Regions from separate parts of the Homo sapiens genome. Here region 2 is linked to region 1. Evidence: chromatin loops called from intact Hi-C (ENCODE). Cell type or tissue: IMR-90. All regions are shown on one strand. Links, peaks and the distances in the headings refer to the core of each region. The heading gives the core; the rest is flanking DNA. Region 1 overlaps ZNF385B (zinc finger protein 385B). Region 2 overlaps ZNF385B (zinc finger protein 385B).

Region 1 (9,925 bases), core at 945-8,944:
GTCACCTACTGGTAAGATGTCCTCGGCAAACAGCTAGCACAGAAAGAAAGGGATGGTTATCACACCCATGTAAGGAGTTACTTCGCAACAAAATTAAAGAATCATATATTTTGCTCTTCAGCTTTGCTCCTTCAGATGTGTCAGCACAATGTGATAAACACAATTGAGGACTCCACAGGATTCAGCATAACATACAAAAGAATCTGTTACTGACATCCCAGACCCCAGCATCCAAGTTTTAGAATAAAAACGCTCACCTCTGCTAGGAAGTCCACTCCACATCCTGGCAGGGCTCTCACCAGCTTCAAGAGCAACCAAGTTGGATAAACAAAACTTCCAGTATGTGACCAGGATAATGCACAGCGCTACCGAGACTTGGCTCCAGCCCTGATTATCTGTGTGACAGCACCACGTTATATCAGTGCCGCTCCAAGCCTTCCCAGTTGCTGGCTTATTGCACTGCTCATTGAAAATCCTTTACATGCTGGCAACATTTTAGGGAAGGACAAGCACACTCTGAGTCATTTGTAAAGAAAGCAGAGCAATTTCAATTCTATATCTCCATGTGTGCTGAAACCAGAAGCACTGTCAATGTACAAGTCTGAGGTGGATTTATGCTGAGAAACAGGCAACCTAAGCCTTCATTATCAATGCATGAAATCAGCCACTGTGATCAAATTCAAGCAAACCACAAGAAGGATGTGATTATGAAAGTCTCCACAGATTTAGCACCAAACCTTGTGGAATAAAGAATCATCTATTGAAATTGTGTAAATGTTAAAAATAGCTCTGGCTTTTCAACAATGAGCAGGATACAGGGAAGAAATCAGTAGTCTATATTACGAGGACTTATAAAGGCTGCATAAATCAAAATAGCTGTAGGTTCCTGGGACTTCGCTATAGACAAATGAAATCACTGGAGACTATGACAATTATAACAAAAATAATTCCATATATTTGACATAGATGTCCATTAAAGGGCAAATCAAACATCCTTTAACTCCTAAGTGCCCATCTCTAAATTAAAATAATGGTGATAGTTAAAAATGTGCGATGCTATGCTAGCACCAGGACAAAATACCATCAATTTTATTCTAAGATAATTTCATAAACAATAGAGATTTAAATCTATTCTGTGTAACAATAAACATGCAAGATAGATATTTTAACACTATAATCTTTGCTCATTATTTTAAAAAATCTATAGTTCATTAAACCCATGTATTTTTATCCCAACTACCCCCAAATTTATACTTTTGCTTTTTATAATCCTTTCTGTTTTGTTACTAAAATATAAGATGCAAGAGCTACTGGACATCGTCTTTAGAAGACACAAGGTCAGAAAGCAGTATTAGATATACCCCAGAAATACATATACCCCAGAAAGCAGTAGCAGTGCTTTGAGATCACAAAATATACAGATTTGACATGTGCATGCAAACTGCAAAGCAAAAAAGAAATAAAATGTTTATTAAAAATCACAAAAGTAAACTGGAAGAAATTCCTAGGAGGCAACATTGACAACACATTTAAGGTTCTATTCAATTTTTTAAAAAGGGTTTTAGGTTCTCATTGAGACTCTGAAGGCCAGACAAACTAGAATCCAGTAAAGGCAATTCCTGATTTGAGGATCTCCTATAAATGACTGGGTTCAGTTCTAGTAATCCTACCAGCTCTGAGATGACACATTTAGAAGTGTCTACAATATGAAACATCTGTGTAAAACTAAGCAGCACACATTTACGTAACACAGCATTCTGGAGCAACATTAAACACAGCACTCTCATGGGCATTCTCACTATGTCCCCATATGGAAAGTTGACTCCTTACGGGCTGCTGGTTAGATGCCCTTGCTTGGAGACAGATTAGACACACGATTGGATATGCACATGCGTGTGCGTATACATATACCTATGCCATTGAACACAATTGCCCCTCACAGTCACTTTTGCCACCTGAATTCTATTTGTCACCTGAAGCCCCTAGGGCAACATTTGAATGTATTATGAGAAAAGGCATTGGGCATCATTGACTTTGCAATTGTTCAGTGTCCTCTCTCTCTTCTGTCCTCTCTGCCTCACCCAACACACACATAAACTTTCCTTCGAAAATAGTCATAGGAATAGTTCATGAGAGATTGTATGCCTAAAAATCTTTTTATTATTACCACACATGAAGCTCCCTAGTAATAAGATAAAAGTTTAAAATTAAACCAGGATATTTGATTATACGCCAATCCCTTATCTAAAACCCTTCGGGCTTGATGCATTTCAGAATTCAAACGTTTTCAGATTTTAGAAAGGTAATACTCTACGTATGCCAGGAATTATATAATGCCTCCAGTGGCAGATGTTATATAATGCCGCACTGGGGTCTGGGGCAACAACTCTATAATCAGACACATTAACATTCTATAGCAAAACCTGTGCATATTCATACTCATTGGGATAAATAAATGCTATAATTTAAGCTCACATTAGTTCATGTCACGTTTTCCCATCAATATGAATTATAAAATCTTCCAGTTCTCACTGCTTCTTGGATTTCGGAAATTGCAAGTAAGAGATTGTGGACTGTATAAATGTTTACCTAAACTGCTAGAAAGTTATGGATTGGGAAATGGTACCTAAGCAGATGTTCTCTTGCTTAGGCAAGAAATCTGGAGGGTAGTGTTACTTTAATGGATGGGCAAAAATATGAGGGAAGGTGCTGTTAAGAATGAGACACAAAGCAGAGCAGATATGTGGCAATAATGCACGATGACAAAACTAGGACATGGAAAAGATAGGCAAGAAGAAGCCACTTAAAATGACTGAATCAAAAAAAAATACAAAACATAATAATAATAGTACTCATTGATCACCTAAACTCTATACCCACTAGTGTGAAAGGCACTTGACATAAGTATTTTTTTAGCAACCTACCTTAATTTTCAAAAGGAAATTTTAAAAGGACACATGTATTTCAGAGGGAGGCAAAACATTGGGTTATCTCACCCTCTTCTCATTGTACCCAAAAGCAAAATATCCATAATGTTAAACAGTGCATGTGACACTGTCAGACACAAACAAAAAAATAACCTTTGCCTTATGAAGTAAAGATTTCTGTTTTATTTGTATATGCTATAAACTACTTGCAATAGAGGTTCTTTAAAATCAGTTTTAGAAAAAAGTAGCAATATTTTCTGCCATCAAGAGCCAACTGTTTAGTTTTAAAATCCATTTTAAAAACAAATGTTCTCAAAAAACAAGAATAATGTGTTGCATTTGCTTGGAGTCTTTCTTATGACTACACTTCCCAAATAAATACTTTTCTTTCAGTACATTAAAGAACTTTAATATAGCAGAGCATTGACACTACACTTAAGATTTTGGGTCAATAGAACATCCGCTGTCTTCAAAGAGCATTTCCTGGGTGCCTTTTGGGGCCTAGACCTGCACTGGGGAAGTGTCCAGGTGGCATTTATGTGAAGAGGGGTCTTTCTATTCACTGAACAAACTAGACTGGAATGTGTGGCTCTTAGTATCTAGAACACAATCACAAAGTCATTTTCTATCTGAAGAAGGAAACTGCATTTATTTTTTTGACAATACAACATAATTTGGTGAATTCTTCTTTTTTTTAGCAACCAAAATGGTGCCCTGAAGGTTTGATGGAGTTACAGCAGCTTCCAAAAGTAACTTACTATCCTATAAGATGAGTAACACTTCAGGGCTATGATTTAAAAAAAAAGCTCCCTATACCTTTCACATCAAGTCCATTAAATAATAGATAAATACTCAGTGTCTACAGGACAACAGTCTCTGGATTGCAGTGCAGGCTCACCAGAGGGCAAGCTCTTGAAATGAAGTGTGTTAACATTATGTGTGAGTGCCAGCACACTCTGCCCATTAAAAAGTACAATATCCAGCCCTTCCACCTCCTCCAAACTCCATGTAATCAGAAGAGCAAATATGTTTCACAGCTGGCCCAAAAACCAGCTCGAGAAAAACCATTAGGTGCCAAGGACATATACCAACCATATGGTCAGCTGTAACATTCCAGAGGGATGTCTAACCCAGAACACTGTCCAACAGCCTCCTTGGCTGTAACACTGTTAAGATGTGAAAGTCAAATGTCTGTGTGAAGAAAGCTGGTCAGTCCAAGTGAAAATACATTCATCCCCCCAGTGGAAATTGAACTCACTAATTACCACTGGGCTTGGCTCACTACTGAAAACCCTTCTCCCCAGATTAGTTTAAAATGGGTAACACTTCTATTCCAGGCAGACACCAAGGTTTTAAATATGCCTTTGATGATTTAAATCACTCAGACATGTAAACACTTGCCATGATTGTCTAAGACTCAGTTTCCACACTGAAAGGTGTATTTGGTTTTCAAAATCTAAAAACCAAGACTTAATATTAAGCAACTCTTATCTTTTAATACATATAATATGTAAAAGTTTATATTCAGAAGCATTCTTAAAGAAAAAGATAATCCGTCCTTCACTAAAAAAGGGTCAACCACTCCTTTTAATCATTTTATCAAACTTCCATTCAAACTCTTTTATGTATCAATCCCTTAGAGTTCTGTACTTAATCCACACACTTGTATAATCCACACCCTTGTTTGACAGTTTTTAACCACATGTACAGAATATGGAGATGTTCTATAATGACTTTGCCAAGTCTATGTCAGGTATAGTTTTAGATTTCTGACACCATTGAAAACGGCTGGAGCTCTGTCTCAAATTCAAAGCATTTGTGCAGCAGGAGGTGGTTAGAGTTGTAACTTGAGACTTCATCCTATTTCCAAAATTCTCTACTCTCATTCCCAAGGAACTTCAATCTCAATAAACCCTACAATATCAGTCTCAATTAAATTTATCTGGGGAGAACAGATAAAGGGTACCAACTCTTATCCTTGCTTTGAAGAATAGAGTCAGGATTTTGTAAAATACTTGGAAACTAAACAGTGATCAATTCTCAGTAAGACAATGACTTAGAAAAGTATATCAGTATTCCTTCTACTATATGTATCATCACCAGGTCTGAAGTACTACAAGTGAGAGACAATTCCTGAGTGCTCTTATAAGGACCTGTGACTTATACAAAGAAAAGCGGATGCCCTATTTTCAAAGGTGTAATCTGACATATTTTGACCAAGGCCTTTTCCCCTTCTAAGTCTGTCCCTTCACTAAAAACCATAAGTCATATGGGCTCTATCCAATACATGGATTGTATAATAATTATTCTATGAAACGAGTTTTCTGAACTTACTAATTAAGAGGTTTAAAGAAATAAGTATATTGTAAATACTTTAACCCACCTACCTCACACTGAAATGATTTACTTATCTAGTGCACTTACTGGTAGAAACGCAATGATTTGTTATACATTCACCATGGTAATTATATTTGCAAAAGTCAGATATTTTGGTTGAATGATAAATGGCAAGTTGATTCATCAAAAATTAAGTGAAAGCAAGCATTTAAAACTATGTGTTTCTACTGAAAAGGTAAAATACATTATCATACTGATGCATTCTAGCCTTGTCTCTAAATCTGTCATGCAAACCAAAGGTTGCATCATTTAAAATTAATGTTCATTCCTGATATCTCTTAAAATGGAGATTTTTTCCAGACATGGACAATATTAATATATTTAAGTAGTAATTTTTATTCCTGAAAACTAAAGAAAGATCTCTCCTGCTCTTCCCACCCTCCCCACCCCCTGCCATGTCTCCCCTACAGATTCTGCCTACTGCATACAAGGTGCTCAGTCTTTCAAATGAGCATGATCCTGCCCACACATGCATGTCCACACATCCTCACTCCTTGGTGTGGTATTTCTTGCTTTCCATACTCATTAATAATAAGTTCCATCAGAATATTGATGTGGGCAAGGGAGTGAAGAAACTATCATACTTTCAATATACTCATGGCACCATCTTGTGGTAATTCTGTGGTATCGCGTTTTCAAGTTTAATTTTTAAAGTTCTTCAAAAATTTCTGGGAAAACATATTTGAGGATAAATTTAACATTTTAAATATGCATGAGATGCAATGTGATAAATCTGGCCTATGTATTTAAAACCCTACACACATATTTTAAGAGTTATAATACCTATCATTAATGTCCTGACCCCAGAAGCCATTTAATACCAATAACTGTTTCTTGAATGTAGAATAGGAATGAAATTAAGAAATCTTTAAGGGAGACGGGGAAAACAATAACAGAGGATCCTGGGGGCGTCAAAGAACAGTACAGACTATAGCAGCAAGAAAAAAATAAAATTATGTATAACACTCCAACTGACAACCCATTTTCCAATCCTGCTGTCCATTCCCACATCCAAACTACTACTCCACTTCCTGCTGCAAAATACCCAGGTTTTATTACCCTTATCTTCTCCCCCATCCAAAATGTCCTGACTTTAAAATCTACTCAAGCTCATTTTAAAATCTCTTTTTTTAATTTATTTACTAATTGAATTTTAGTTTCTTTTTATTATTATACTTTAAGTTCTAGGGCACATGTGCACAACGTGCAGGTTTCTTACATATGTATACATGTGCCATGTTCGTGTGCTGCACCCATTAACTCGTCATTTACATTAGGTATATCTCCTAATGTTATCCCTCCCCCTCTCCCCACCCCACGACAGGCCCCGGTGTGTGATGTTCCCCTTCCTGTGTCCAAGTGTTCTCATTGTTCAATTCCCACCTATGAGTGAGAACACGTGGTGTTTGCTTTTTTGTCCATGTGATAGTTTGCTGAGAATGATGGTTTCCAGCTTCATCCATGTCCCTTCAAAGGACGTGAACTCATCATTTTTTATGGCTGCATAGTATTCCATGGTGTATATATGCCACATTTTCTTAATCCAGTCTATCATTGATGGACATTTGGGTTGGTTCCAAGTCTTTGCTATTGTGAATAGTGCCACAATAAACATATGTGTGCATGTGCCTTTATAGCAGCAGGATTTATAATCCTTTGGGTATATACCCAGTAATGGGATAGCTGGGTCAAATGGTATTTCTAGTTCTAGATCCTTGAGGAATTGCCACACTATCTTCCACAATGGTTGAACTAGTTTACAGTCCCACCAACAGTGTAAAAGTGTTCCTGTTTCTCCACATCCTCTCCAGCACCTGTTGTTTCCTGACTTTTTAATGATCGCCATTCTAACTGGTGTGAGATGGTATCTCATTGTGGTTTTGATTTGCATTTCTCTGATGTCCAGTGATGATGAGCATTTTTTCATTTGTCTGGCTGCATAATTGTCTTCTTTTGAGAAGTGTCTGTTCATATACTTCACCCACTTTGTGATGGGGTTGTTTGTTTTTTTCTTGTAAATTTGTTGGGAGTTCTTTGTAGATTCTGGATATTAGCCCTTTGTCAGATGAGTAGATTGCAAAAATTTTCTCCCATTCTGTGGGTTGCCTATTCACTCTGATGGTAGTTTCTTTTGCTGTGCAGAAGCTCTTTAGTTTAATTAGATCCCATTTGTCAATTCTGGCTTTTGTTGCCATTGCTTTTGGTGTTTTAGTCATGAAGTCTTTGCCCAAGCCTATGTCCTGAATGGTATTGCCTAGGTTTTCTTCTAGGGTTTTTATGGTTTTAGGTCTAACATTTAAGTCTTTAATCTATCTTGAATTAATTTTTGTATAAGGTGTAAGGAAGGGATCTAGTTTCAGCTTTCTACATATGGTTAGCCAATTTGCCCAGCACCATTTGTTAAATAGGGAATCATTTCCCCATTTCTTGTTTTTGTCAGGTTTGTCAAAGATCAGATAGTTGTAAATGTGTTGTATTATTTCTGAGGGCTCTGTTCTGTTCCATTGGTCTATATATATCTCTGTTTTGGTACCAGTACCATGCTGTTTTGGTTACTGTGGCCTTGTAGTATAGTTTGAAGTCAGGTAGCGTGATGCCTCCAGCTTTGCTCTTTTGGCTTAGGATTGTCTTGGCAATGTGGGCTCTTTTTTGGTTCCATATGAACTTTAAAGTAGTTTTTTCCAATTCTGTGAAGAAAGTCACTGGTAGCTTGATAGGGATAGCATTAAATCTATAAATTACCTTGGGCTTTATGGCCATTGTCACGATATTTATTATTCCTATCCATGACCATGGAATTCTTCCATTTGTTTGTTTCCTCTTTCATTTCGTTGAGCAGTGGTTTGTAGTTCTCCTTGAAGAGGTCCTTCACATCCCTTCTAAGATGGATTCCTAGGAATTTTATTTTCTTTGAAGCAATTGTAAATGGGAGTTCACTCATGATTTGGCTCTCTGTCTGTTATTGGTGTATAAGAATGCTTGCGATTTTTGCACATTGATTTTATATCCTGAGACTTTGCTGAAGATGCTTATCAGCTTAAGGAGATTTTGGGCTGAGACGATGGGGTTTTCTAAAGACACAATCATGTCATCTGCAAACAGGGACAATTTGACTTCCTCTTTTCCTAATTGAATACTCTTTATTTCTTTCTCCTGCCTGATTTCCCTGGCCAGAACTTCCAACACTGTGTTGAATAGGAGTGGTGAGAGAGGGCATCCCTGTCTTGTGCCAGTTTTCAAAGGGAATGCTTCCAGTTTTTGCCCATTCAGTATGATATTGGCTGTGGGTTTGTCATAAATAGCTCTTATTATTTTCAGATACGTCCCATCAATACCTAATTTATTGAGAGTTTTTAGCATGAAGGGCTGTCGAATTTTGTCAAAGGCCTTTTCTGCATCTACTGGGATAATCATGTGGTTTTTGTCTTTGGTTCTGTTTATATGCTGTATTACATTTATTGATTTGCATATGTTGAACCAGCCTTGCATCCCAGGGATGAAGCCCAGTTGATCATGGTGGATAAGCTTTTTGATGTGCTGCTGAATTCGGTGTGCCAGTATTTTATTGAGGATTTTTGCATTGATATTCATCAGGGATATTGGTCTAAAATTCTCTTTTTTGCTGTGCCTCTACCAGGCTTTGCTGTCAGGATAATGCTGTCCTCATAAAATGAGTTAGGGAGGATTCCCTCTTTTTCTATTGATTGGAATAATTTCAGAAGGAATGGTACCAGTTCCTCCTTGTACCTCTGGTAGAATTTGGCTGTAAATCCATCTGTCCTGGACTTTTTTTGGTTGATAGGCTATTAAATATTGCCTCAATTTCAGAGCCTGTTATTGGTCTCTTCAGAGATTGAACTTCTTCCTGGTTTAGTCTTGGGAGGGTGTATGTGTCCAGGAATTTATCCATTTCTTCTAGATTTTCTAGTTTATTTGCATACAGGTGTTTATAGTATTCTCTGATGGTAGTTTGTATTTCTTTGGGATCGGTGGTGATATCCCCTTTATCATTTTTTATTATGTCTATTTGATTCTTCTCTCTTTTCTTCTTTATTAGTCTTGCTAGTGGTCTATCAATTTTGTTGATCTTTTCAAAAAACCAGCTCTTGGATTCATTGGTTTTTTGAAGGGTTTTTTGTGTCTCTATCTCCTTCACTTCTGCTCTGATCTTACTTATTTCTTGCCTTCTGCTAGCTTTTGAATGTGTTTGCTCTTGCTTCTCTAGTTCTTTCGATTGTGATGTTAGGGTGTCAATTTTAGATGTTTCCTGCTTTCTCTTGTGGGCATTTAGTGCTATAAATTTCCCTCTACACACTGCTTTAAATGTGTCCCAGAGATTCTGGTATGTTGTGTCTTTGTTCTCATTGGTTTCAAAGAACATCTTTATTTCTGCCTTCATTTCATTATGTACCCAGTAGTCATTCAGGAGCAGGTTGTTCAGTTTCCATGTAGTTGAGTAGTTTTGAGTGAGTTTCTTAATCCTGAATTCTAGTTTGATTGCACTGTGGTCTGAGAGACAGTTTGTTATAATTTCTGTTCTTTTACATTTGCTGAGGAGTGCTTTACTTCCAACTATGTGGTCAATTTTGGAATAAGTGCAA
Region 2 (9,925 bases), core at 1,090-9,089, 140 kb before region 1:
TGCCCAGCTAATTTTCATATTTTTAGTAGGGATGGGGTTTCACCACATTGGCCAGGCTGGTCTTGAACTCCTGACCTCAGCTGATCCACCCACCTCAGCCTCCCAAAATGCTGGGATTACAGGCATAAGCCACTGTGCAGGCCCTTCTCAGAAACTCTTAACTGCTCCCTTCTTTTTCTTTTTCTTGGTCTGCACCTGCTGTTCCACTTTCAGAGCTGGACTTAGTAATCCAGAATAGAAGGGGTGCAGAAACCATGCAGTGGTGTGAACTTCAATCTGTAGAAAGCAGGATTCAGGAGAAAGAGTTTGGTGGAAATCTTCCTTGCCAACTGTGTGCAGAAGGAGAAGTTTCACATGCAGAACAAACCCACCTGCTGAGTGACCTGCTGTGCCCCTTCCAGACTCATTTTGAAGTCATAGCCAGCACAATATTTCATCGTTTTACAGCTTCCTTTTCTTCATTTATCTTTTCCCCTATTTTTACTCTCCTGGGCTTGTGCTTCTAAATAAAATCAGAATTTTAATCTTTACCTCAGGCTCTTTTCTAGAACAGCGATTCTCAGATTTTAATGTGGATGCAAATCACTCGGGGATATCATAAAATAACATACAGATTCTGTTTCAGGACATCTGGAAATGGACCTGAGACTCTGCATTTTAACAAGCCCCTAAGTGATGACTCACTGTTGGTTTTTTACATAGCAAAGTTCTCAAAGATGAGAATAAGACAGACCTCATCACCATTACAATGTAAGTTCCTGAAGGGCCAAGACTGTGTGTGTGTGTGTGTGTGTGTGTGTGTGTGTGTGTGTGTGTGTGTGTGTGTATTTAATTTCAAATGACCTGGCTTTATTTTCTTTAAAAAAAATTTTTATGAGTACAAAGTAGGTGTATATATTTATGGGGTACATGAGATATTTTGATATAGAAATATAATGCCTAATAATAATATTAAGGTAAATGGGATATCCATCACCTTGAGCATTTATTCTTTCTTTGTGTTACAAATATCTTATTATACTCTTTATAAGAGTATGATATTATTGTAAACTGTAATCATTCGGTTGTGCTATCAAATACTAGATTGTATTCATTCTATCTAACTACATTTTTGTACCCATTAACCATCCCCACTTCCCCTCCCCAACCCTACTACCCTTCCCAGCCTCTGGTGACCACTCATCATTCTACTCTCTGTCTCCATGAGTTCAATTGTGTTAATTTTTAGCTCCCACAGATATGTGAGAACATGTGACGTTTGCTTTTCTGTGCCTGGCTTATTTCACTTAATGTCCTCCAGCTCCATCCATGTTGTTGCAGATGACAGGATCTCATTCTTTTCTATGACTGATTAGTACTCCATTGTGCATTGTGTATATGTACCACATTTTCTTATCCATTAATCTGTCAATGGACACTTAGGTTGGTTCCAAATCTTGGCTATTGTGAACAGTGGTGCAATAAACATGGGAGCACAGGAAACTCCTCCATAGACTGATTTCCTTTCTTTTGGTTATATACCTAGCAGTGGGATTGTTGAATCACATGGTAGCTCTATTTTTAGTTTTTTGAGAAATCTACAAACTATCCTCCATAGTAGCTGTACTAATGTGCATTCCCACCAACAGTGTACAAAGAGTCGCTTCTCTCCATATCCTTGCCAGCATTTGTTCTTGCCTGTCTTTTGAATAAAAGCCATTTTTACTGGAGATATTTCATTGCAGTTTTGATTTGCAGTTCTCTGATGATCAATGATGTTGAGCACCATTTCATATACTTGTGTGCCATTTGTATGTCTTCCTTTGAGAAATGTCTATTCAGATCTTTTGCCCATTTTTAATCAGAATTTTTCTATAGAATTGCTTGAGTTCCATATATATTCTGGTTATTAATCCCATGTCAGATGGATACTTCGCAAATATTTTCTTCCATTTTGTGGGTAATCTCCTCACCTTGTTGATTGTTTGCTTTGCTGTACAGAAGCTTTTTAACTTGGTATGATCTCATTTGTTCATTTTTGCTTTGGTTGCCTGTGCTTGTTGGCTATTACTCAAGAAATCTTTGCCTAATCCATTGTCTTGGATAGTTTCCCCTATGTTTTATTTTACTAGTTTCATAGGTTAAGGTCGTAGTCTTTAATTCATTTTGATTTTATTTTTGTATATGGCAAGAGATAGGGGTCTAGTTTCATTCTTCTGCATATGTATATTCAATTTTCTCAGCACAATTTATTGAAGAGATTATTCTTTCCCCAATCTCTGTTCTTTGCATTTTTGTCAAAATGAGTTCCCTACAGACTTAATGGATTTGTTTCTAGGATCTCTATTCTGTTCCATTGGTCTATGTGTCTATTTTTATGCCAGTATCTTGTTGTTTTGGTTACTATAGATCTGTAATATAATTTGAAGTTAGATACTGTGATTTCTCTAGTTTTGCTTCTGTTGCTCAGGATATCATTGGCTAATCTGGGTCTTTTGTGATTTCATGTAAATTTTAGGATAGTTTTTCTATTTCTGTGAAGAATATCATTGATATTTTGCTGGGGATTGCATTGACTCTGTAGATTGCTTTGGGTAGTATGGACATCTTAACAATATGATTATTCCAATCCATGAACATGAAATATCTTTCCCTGTGTGTGTATTTGTGTGTCTACTCTTCAATGTTGTATAGTTTTCATTGTAGAGATCTTTCACTTCCTTGGTTAATTCCTAGGTATTTAATTTGTAGCCATTGTAAATAAGATTATTTTCTTGATTTCATTTTTAGATTGATCTCTTTTGGCATATAGAAGTGCTACTAATTTTTGTATGTTGATTTTGTATCCTGCAACTTTATTGAATTTGTTTATCAGTTGTACTAGTTTTTTGGTGGACTCTTTAGGATTTTCCAAGTATAAGATTATATCATCTGTAAACAAGGATAATTTGACTTCTTCCTTTCCAATTTAGACGCCCTTTCTTTTATTCTCTTGTCTGATTGCTCTGTCTAGGACTTCCAGTACTATGTTGAATAACAGTGGTGAAAGTAAGCATCCTTTTCATGTTCCATATTTTAGAGAAAAGGATTTCAGTTTTTCCCCATTCATTTTGATACTAGCTGTGGGTCTGTCATATATGGCTTTTATTGTGTTGAAGTATACTCTTTTCATATCCAGTTTTTTGAAGGTTTCTATCACGAAGAGATGTTGAATGTTATCACATGCTTTTTCAGCATCAGTTGACATGATCATATGGTTTATGGTTTTTGTCATTCATTCTCTTGATATATCACATTGATTGATTTGCGTATGTTAAACCATCCTTGAATCCCTGGGATAAACCCCACTTGGTCATCATGGATAATTTTTATCATTGTCATTGAATTCAGTTTGCTAACATTTTGTTGAGGTTTTCTGCATCCACGTTTATCAGGAATATTGGCCGATAGTTCTCTGTTACTGATGTGTCTTTGACTGGTTTTTGTATCAGGGTAATACTGGCCTCGTGGAATGAGTTTGGAAGTATTTCCTCCTCCTATTTGTTTTGAATAGTTTGAATAGGATTGGTATTAGTTCTTTAAATGTTTAGTAAAATTCATCAGTTGTCTCAGGCTTTCCTTTGCTGGGAGACTTTATTATGGCTTTGATCTCATTACTTGTTATTGGTCTGTTCAGGTTTTGAATTTCCTCATGGTTCAATCTTGGTAGGTTGTATGTGTCTAGGAATTTATTGATTTATTCTAGGCTTTCCAATTTATCAGCATATAGTTGCTGATAGTAGCCTCTAATGATCCCTTGAGTTTTTGTGGTATCGATTGTAATGTCTCCTTTTCCACCTCTAATTTTATTTATTTGGGTCTCTTCCTCCTTCCCTTTCTCTCCCTTCTTATTCTCCCCCATCTCCTCTTCCACCTCCTACTTCTTCTCCTCTTCTTGTTCTTTTGTTTAGTCTGGTGAGAGATTCTGATAAATACTGCAGTATTTCAATTGCATTTTTTAATTCCAGAATTTCTGATTCTTAATCATTTTAATTTATTTGTTAAATTTACCTCCTAGGATTCTGAATTCCTTTTCAGTGTTATCTTAAATTTCATTGAGTTTCTTCAAAACTGCTATTTTTAGTTCTCTGTCTGAAAGGTCATATATCTCTATCTCTCCAGGATTGGTCCTTGATGCCTTATTTAGTTTGTTTGGTGAGGTCATGTTTTCCTGGATGGCCTTAATGCGTGTGGATGTTTGCCAGTGTCTGGTATTTAAGAGCTAAGTATTTATTGCAGTCTTCACAGTCTGAGTTTGTTTGTATGCATCCTTCTTGGAGAGGCTTTCCAAGTATTTGAAGAACTTGGCTGTTGTAATCTAAGTTTTTGGTCTCTGCAGCCTGTCTGAATTAAGGGGCACTCCAAGCCCAGTAATGCTGTAGCTCTTGCAGACTTGTAGGGGCACTGTCTTGGTGGTCTTGGATAAGATGTAAAAGAATTCTCTGGATTATCAGGCAGATACTCTTGTTCTCTTCCCTTACTTTCTCACAAACTAATGGAGTCTCTCCCTCTCTGTGCTGAGTTATCTGGAGCTGGGGGATGGGTGACACAAGCACCACCACTGGGACTGCGCTGTGTCAGACCTGAAGCCAGCATGGTGCTGGGTCTTGCAGAAGGCCTGCAGTAACCACTGCCTGGCTATCACCTATGTTTGCTCAATGCCCTGGGGCTCTAAAATCAGCCCCAGGTGGGCTGGCGGCAAAGCCAGCCAGGCTTATGTCCTTCCCTTCAAAGTAGTGAGTTCTCTGCAGCCCTGGGAACGTCTAGAGATGCCATCCAGGAGCCAGGATCTGAGTCAGAAACCTTAGGAATCTACTTGGTGTTCTATGCTATGAGGCTGAGCTGAAAGCCAAGCCACAAGAAAAAAATCTTTCCCATTCTTCCTTTCCCTTCGCATAAGCAGAAGAGTCTCTCCCTGTAGCCATCACTGTCCTATATCCACAACAAGTATCGGCTGGCTACTGCCAATGTTCACTCAAATCTTAAGAGCTCTTCAGTGATCTCATGGTGAATGCGGCCAAGCCTGGGATTCTCCCTTCTGGGCAATGGGCTCCCCTATGGCCCAGGGAAGGTCCAGAAATGCTTTTCCAGAGCCAAACCCTGGAACTGAGGACCCAAGAGCCCTCTTGGTGTTCTACCAACTGTGGCCGAGCTGGTACCTAAGCTCCAAGACAAAGTCTCCTTTACTCTTCCCTCTCCTTTTCTCAAGCAGGAGTGTCTCTCCATAGCGACCACAGCTGGGAATGTAATGGATCACACCTGAAGCCAGCACATCTTTGAGTCTCACCCAAGGCCCATCTCTGAGTCTCACCCAAGGCCCACGGCAAGTACTACCTGGGTCACTGCTGATTATTCAGGGCCCAAGGGCTCTTTAGTCAGCAGGTGATGCATCCTGACAGGTCTGGGTCCTTTCCTTCAAGGCAGTAGGTTCCCCTTCTGAACCAGGGTGTGTCTAGAAATGTCATCCAGAAGCTAAGGACTAGAATGGGGCCTTAGGACTCTGCTTGGTGCCCTATCCTACTATGGTGGAGTTGGTGTCCAAGTTGCAAAAGAAAGTCCTCTTTACTCTTCCTTCTTCTCTCAAGTGGAGGAAAGGAGTCTCTCCAAAACTGCAAACTGCACTGTCTGTGATTGGGGGAGGGGTAGTGCAAGCACTTCCTTGGCCAACCCAGCTCATTCCTCACTAGCACCAGGACTTGCCCAAGAATTGCATTCTTGGTGACCTAGACTGCCTTTTAAGTTTATTTAGAACCCCAGAACACTTTATTCTGTGGTGGCAAGGCTTGCCAGAACTCAGCTTCTGACTGCTGAGATGTATGATTGCCCTCTGGCTAGGGCTGGTCTAAACGCTCCCTCCTTGGGCGCCAGCTGAGTTCTGCCTGGTGTTGTTTTCTGTTGTGACAGGGCAGCACTGAGTTCCAATGCAAAGTCCTATATCACTATGGTCTCCCTCCCGCAAATGCACAGATTCTCTTTCTGTGACACACGGCTGCTGCCAAGGGATGGAGGAAGGGTGGTGCTGGCTACTCAAGATTATCTTTCCTACCCTCTTCAGTGCCTCTTTCAGTGATATGAAGTTAAAATCAGGAGCTGTGATCACTCCCCGGATTTTTTGCTTTTATGAAGGTGTTTTTTGTGTGAATAGTTGTTCAATTTGGTGTTCCTGTGGGGAGAGCAACTGACGAGGGCTTCTAGTCGGCCACCTTGCTCCACTTCTGTATTTTTTTTCTCACTGTTCTATCCCCTGAATCTACAACAATGCTTGGAATGTTGGAAGTGCTCTATAGATACTTGTTGACTGAATCATAAATGAATGAATTTTCCTAGATGACTTTTAGCAGTTTGTAGTCATAATGAACATTTCTAATTTTAACATTTAAACTTCTAGGGTAAATTATATTGTCTGAAAGGGGTTTTCTGTTTTTCTGCTGATTGACAAGTAAATGTCAAATGCCAAATATAGCTATACACTTGTATTACTCCAGTATCAAGGAGGTAAAGCCAAAAGCCAATAAAATGGTAGAGTTACATTTAGAATTTGGTTGCTGGTATGAAAGCACAGATTGACAGTACTGAGGTATCTAGTTCATGAATGCTTCTGCTGGATTTCCAAAGGTCAACCCTACTCTTAAAAGCTTGGTCTTCCGTCAGGGGCTAGAGAGCAAAGAGAAGTGTGAAGTATGCTTAAGATCCATTATATCAGTAGCATCTCATATTTACACACCCAGCACTTCATTTTTCATACAATACCTTTTATTATAGAGGGTAAATGGCAGTTTTCTGCTGAATTTTAAAATAGTGCATCATGTATAATTCATAAAAACTGCCAGTAGCATCAACATCCTCCTCTGGTATTTGTCCTACTTAAGAAATGTCACATATTAGACTTCTGTGATAGGTGTTATGCCTGCTATTGGGTGCAACTGACCTTGTCCTCCTGTCCCTTCCATCACTACCAACAATCATCTGGACATTTAAGATTTTTTAGCTGACAACGTCAGCAGCTATCCTTTTCTTGTTACACTTTTACTGCTGTCATAGAGACATGGAAGCAGCTGAATAGTTTTCACATATGGAGTTCCTGAGGAAGGGATGATATTAATCATGCTAGTATATGTCACTAAATTTGTTTCTAAATGATGGCATCAAGGTCAGGATCTTGTACTTGAATCTTAAGGGATTTCCAAAGACGATAAGAAGAGTTTCTACCAGGAACTCTTATTTGGAAGTATTCTCTATTATATAGTGTTTCTTAAAGTGTGGTCCTTGTACCAGCAGGAGAAGCAATATCCCAGAACTTGTTAAAAATGCATGTTATTGGGCTCCATCCCAGACCTAACAAATCAGAAACTCTGTAGTCCATGTTTTAACAAGTCCTCTAAGTAATCCTGATGCAGACTAATGTTTGAAAACTACTTCTGTATTAGGTATTTTCCTGGTTCTAAAATAAAATAGCTTTAATGGGAAAAATCAAGGTGCTCTAGAATCTAGAGATAAACTAAATACAGGATATTCTGCACAGAAATTTTTGAAAATCTGTTATAGAACAGTGTTTTTAGAACCGGGCTTGTAAGTTATAGAACAGTGTTTTTAGCACTGGGCTTGAACTATGGCTCTGTAGAAGAGGTACTTATTGAAAATACACAAGCCTTGACCTTACCCAGACCTAGGGAATCAGACTGTCTGGGCTGGAGCTGATTTCCTGCTAAAGGGCACCTTAGATGGTTCTGAGGCACCAAGTATAAAAATAAAGTACAGCACATGTTAGTTACCATCAGTAATCTCTGGGTGATGGGACCAAGAATGATCTTTATTTTATAAACATTTTTGAATTTTCTGAGTTAGATGCAATGATCGCATATTCATTTTATAATCAGAAAACAATAATAAGACAATTATTTTAAAAGGACGATAGCATATAGAATAGTATTTAATCATCTTGGAGATCTGATAAATTGAGGAGTTTATATGTGAAGAACTCAGATCCTGGAGTAGGATTGTCTGGTTCAAATCCTAGAGGCTTACATATTAGCTGTGTAACTTCCCTTCTAAGAACCTCAGTTTCCTCATCTCTTAAGCAGAGATAGTAATAATAGTGTTTGTTTCATAGGGCTATTGTGGGAATCAAATGAGAGTACTTAGTACAATGCTTGGCACACAATGAGAACTCAAAATGTTAGTTACTAGTAATACAAGGATATCTACATTTTATGGTTTTTTATGACAGTATGTTTTATAGCTAGTCTTACTCTCCTTCTCTTTTTGAGACAGAGTCTTGCTCTGTCACCCAGGCTGGAGTGCAGTGGCACAATCTTGGCTCACTGCAACCTCCACCTCCCAGGTACAAACGATTCTCTCGCCTCAGCCTCCTGAGTAGCTGAGACTACAGGTGTATGTCACCACGCCGGGCTAATTTTTTGTATTTTTAGTAGAGATGGGGCTTTCTCTAAAAGACATATTAATCAATGAATCAATTAGGTTTGTTTTTTTCAGACAGTGTCCCACTGTGTCACCCAGGCTGGAGTGCAGTGGTGCGATCATAGCTCCCTGCAGCCTTTAACTCCTGGGATCAAACAATCTTCTCACCTCAGCCTCCTGAGTAGCTGGTACCACAGTTGCATGCTGCCAGGCCCGGCTAATTTTTTTTATTTTCTGGGAAGACAGGGTCTCGCTATGTTGCCCAGGCTCATCTTGAACCTCTGGGCCCAAGAAATCCTCCTGCCTTAGCCTCCCAAAATGCTGGGATTATAGGCGTGAGCCACCGCACCTGGCCCAATCAATCAGTTTTTATTGTAATTAGACTCCCGCTCCCCTCATCTGCCTCTTATTTCTTGCTGTGACTCTCACTCCACTCTCCCTCCTCTTTACAAAAAGCTGCATCTCAGTTCTCCTTACATTTAGTGACTACAGCCTTCATATTTCCACTTGTCCCCCTTTTAGTGTGGTGTCTGTTACCTTTGCCATTTTTATTTGATCCCCAAAGTTGCAACTACCAATTTTCTCTTGGCATTTAATAAACAGCTGCTAAATTCTCTTAAAAGTTCAGCATCAACAGCTATATGTTTGTCTTGGATATAATTAATGATTCAGTTTCTGAAGCTCTGTCAAATAGAAGACTTCTGAGTCTCCGGTTAATAATTGATTTAAAAAATATTCTTTCTGGGTTTGTAAATCCAAGGCAGGGACTGATGCTGCACCTGATGCACCCCAGCTGGGTGCTCTTGCAGTTGCTGTTTTTAGGTCTGGAGCACAGCTACGCCTTTCTTTTTCAAAGGAAGAATAGTGTGTGTTGAAAGCCTAGTACCACCTGATTGGGTTCTTTTTATTTCTCCTAGATTTAATCAGAAAATTGTAAAGCATTGAGAAAAGGAGCTTGGAAGAAAAATGCATCAACTTTCTATTTTCTGGAGTACTTTTATATTGAAAAAAAGCTTTAAGGCAGTGTTTTTCGATTTTAGTGTGCATGAGAATCACCTGGAAGGCTTATTAAAACACAGACTGGTGGGTTCCACTTCAGAGTTTATGCTTCTGTACGCCTAGGAGGAGGCCTGAAAACTGGCCTTTCTTACAAGTCCTCATGTGGTACTGATGCTGCTAGTTCAGGGACATCAATTTGAGAACTATTCTTTAAAAAATGTAGATTCAGGGGGTACATGTGCTTGTTTGTTACATGAGTATTACCTGCATACTGGTGGGGGTTGGGCTTCTAGTATACCCATCATCCAAATATTGGCCATTATACCAAGGAGGTAATTTTCAACCCTTCTAGAGAGAACTACTCTTAAAGAATGTACCCATAAGAATCTTGAGAACTTGATCCCCCTAAATAGGGAGGAAAGTTAGCATTAGCTATGCTAGGAGCCTTCTAATCACACGTTTCTCCCGTGCTCACTCTCTCTTCTTCTTC

What was found. Peaks named below come from ENCODE experiments on the same cell type or tissue, not always from the same donor. Only the 100,000 strongest peaks of a DNase experiment are listed, where the experiment ranks them.
Region 2: a loop joins it to region 1, with 2.1 times the contacts of the local background. A loop is called at or near these places in 4 of 110 quality-filtered maps.

What each region holds. Positions count from the first base shown.
Region 1 is chr2:179,745,456-179,755,380 of GRCh38, forward strand. The region is part of intron 3 of ZNF385B (zinc finger protein 385B); the gene reads right to left. Among named protein-coding and RNA genes, the nearest start is that of MIR1258, 110 kb to the right of the region's middle. In IMR-90, for the core only: a CTCF peak has its summit at 5,926 (motif pointing left); a DNase peak (open chromatin) is centred at 4,056; H3K27ac peaks cover 158 bases.
Region 2 is chr2:179,608,070-179,617,994 of GRCh38, forward strand. The region is part of intron 3 of ZNF385B (zinc finger protein 385B); the gene reads right to left. Among named protein-coding and RNA genes, the nearest start is that of MIR1258, 250 kb to the right of the region's middle. In IMR-90, for the core only: no CTCF peak of the experiment used is centred there; a DNase peak (open chromatin) is centred at 4,232; H3K27ac peaks cover 251 bases.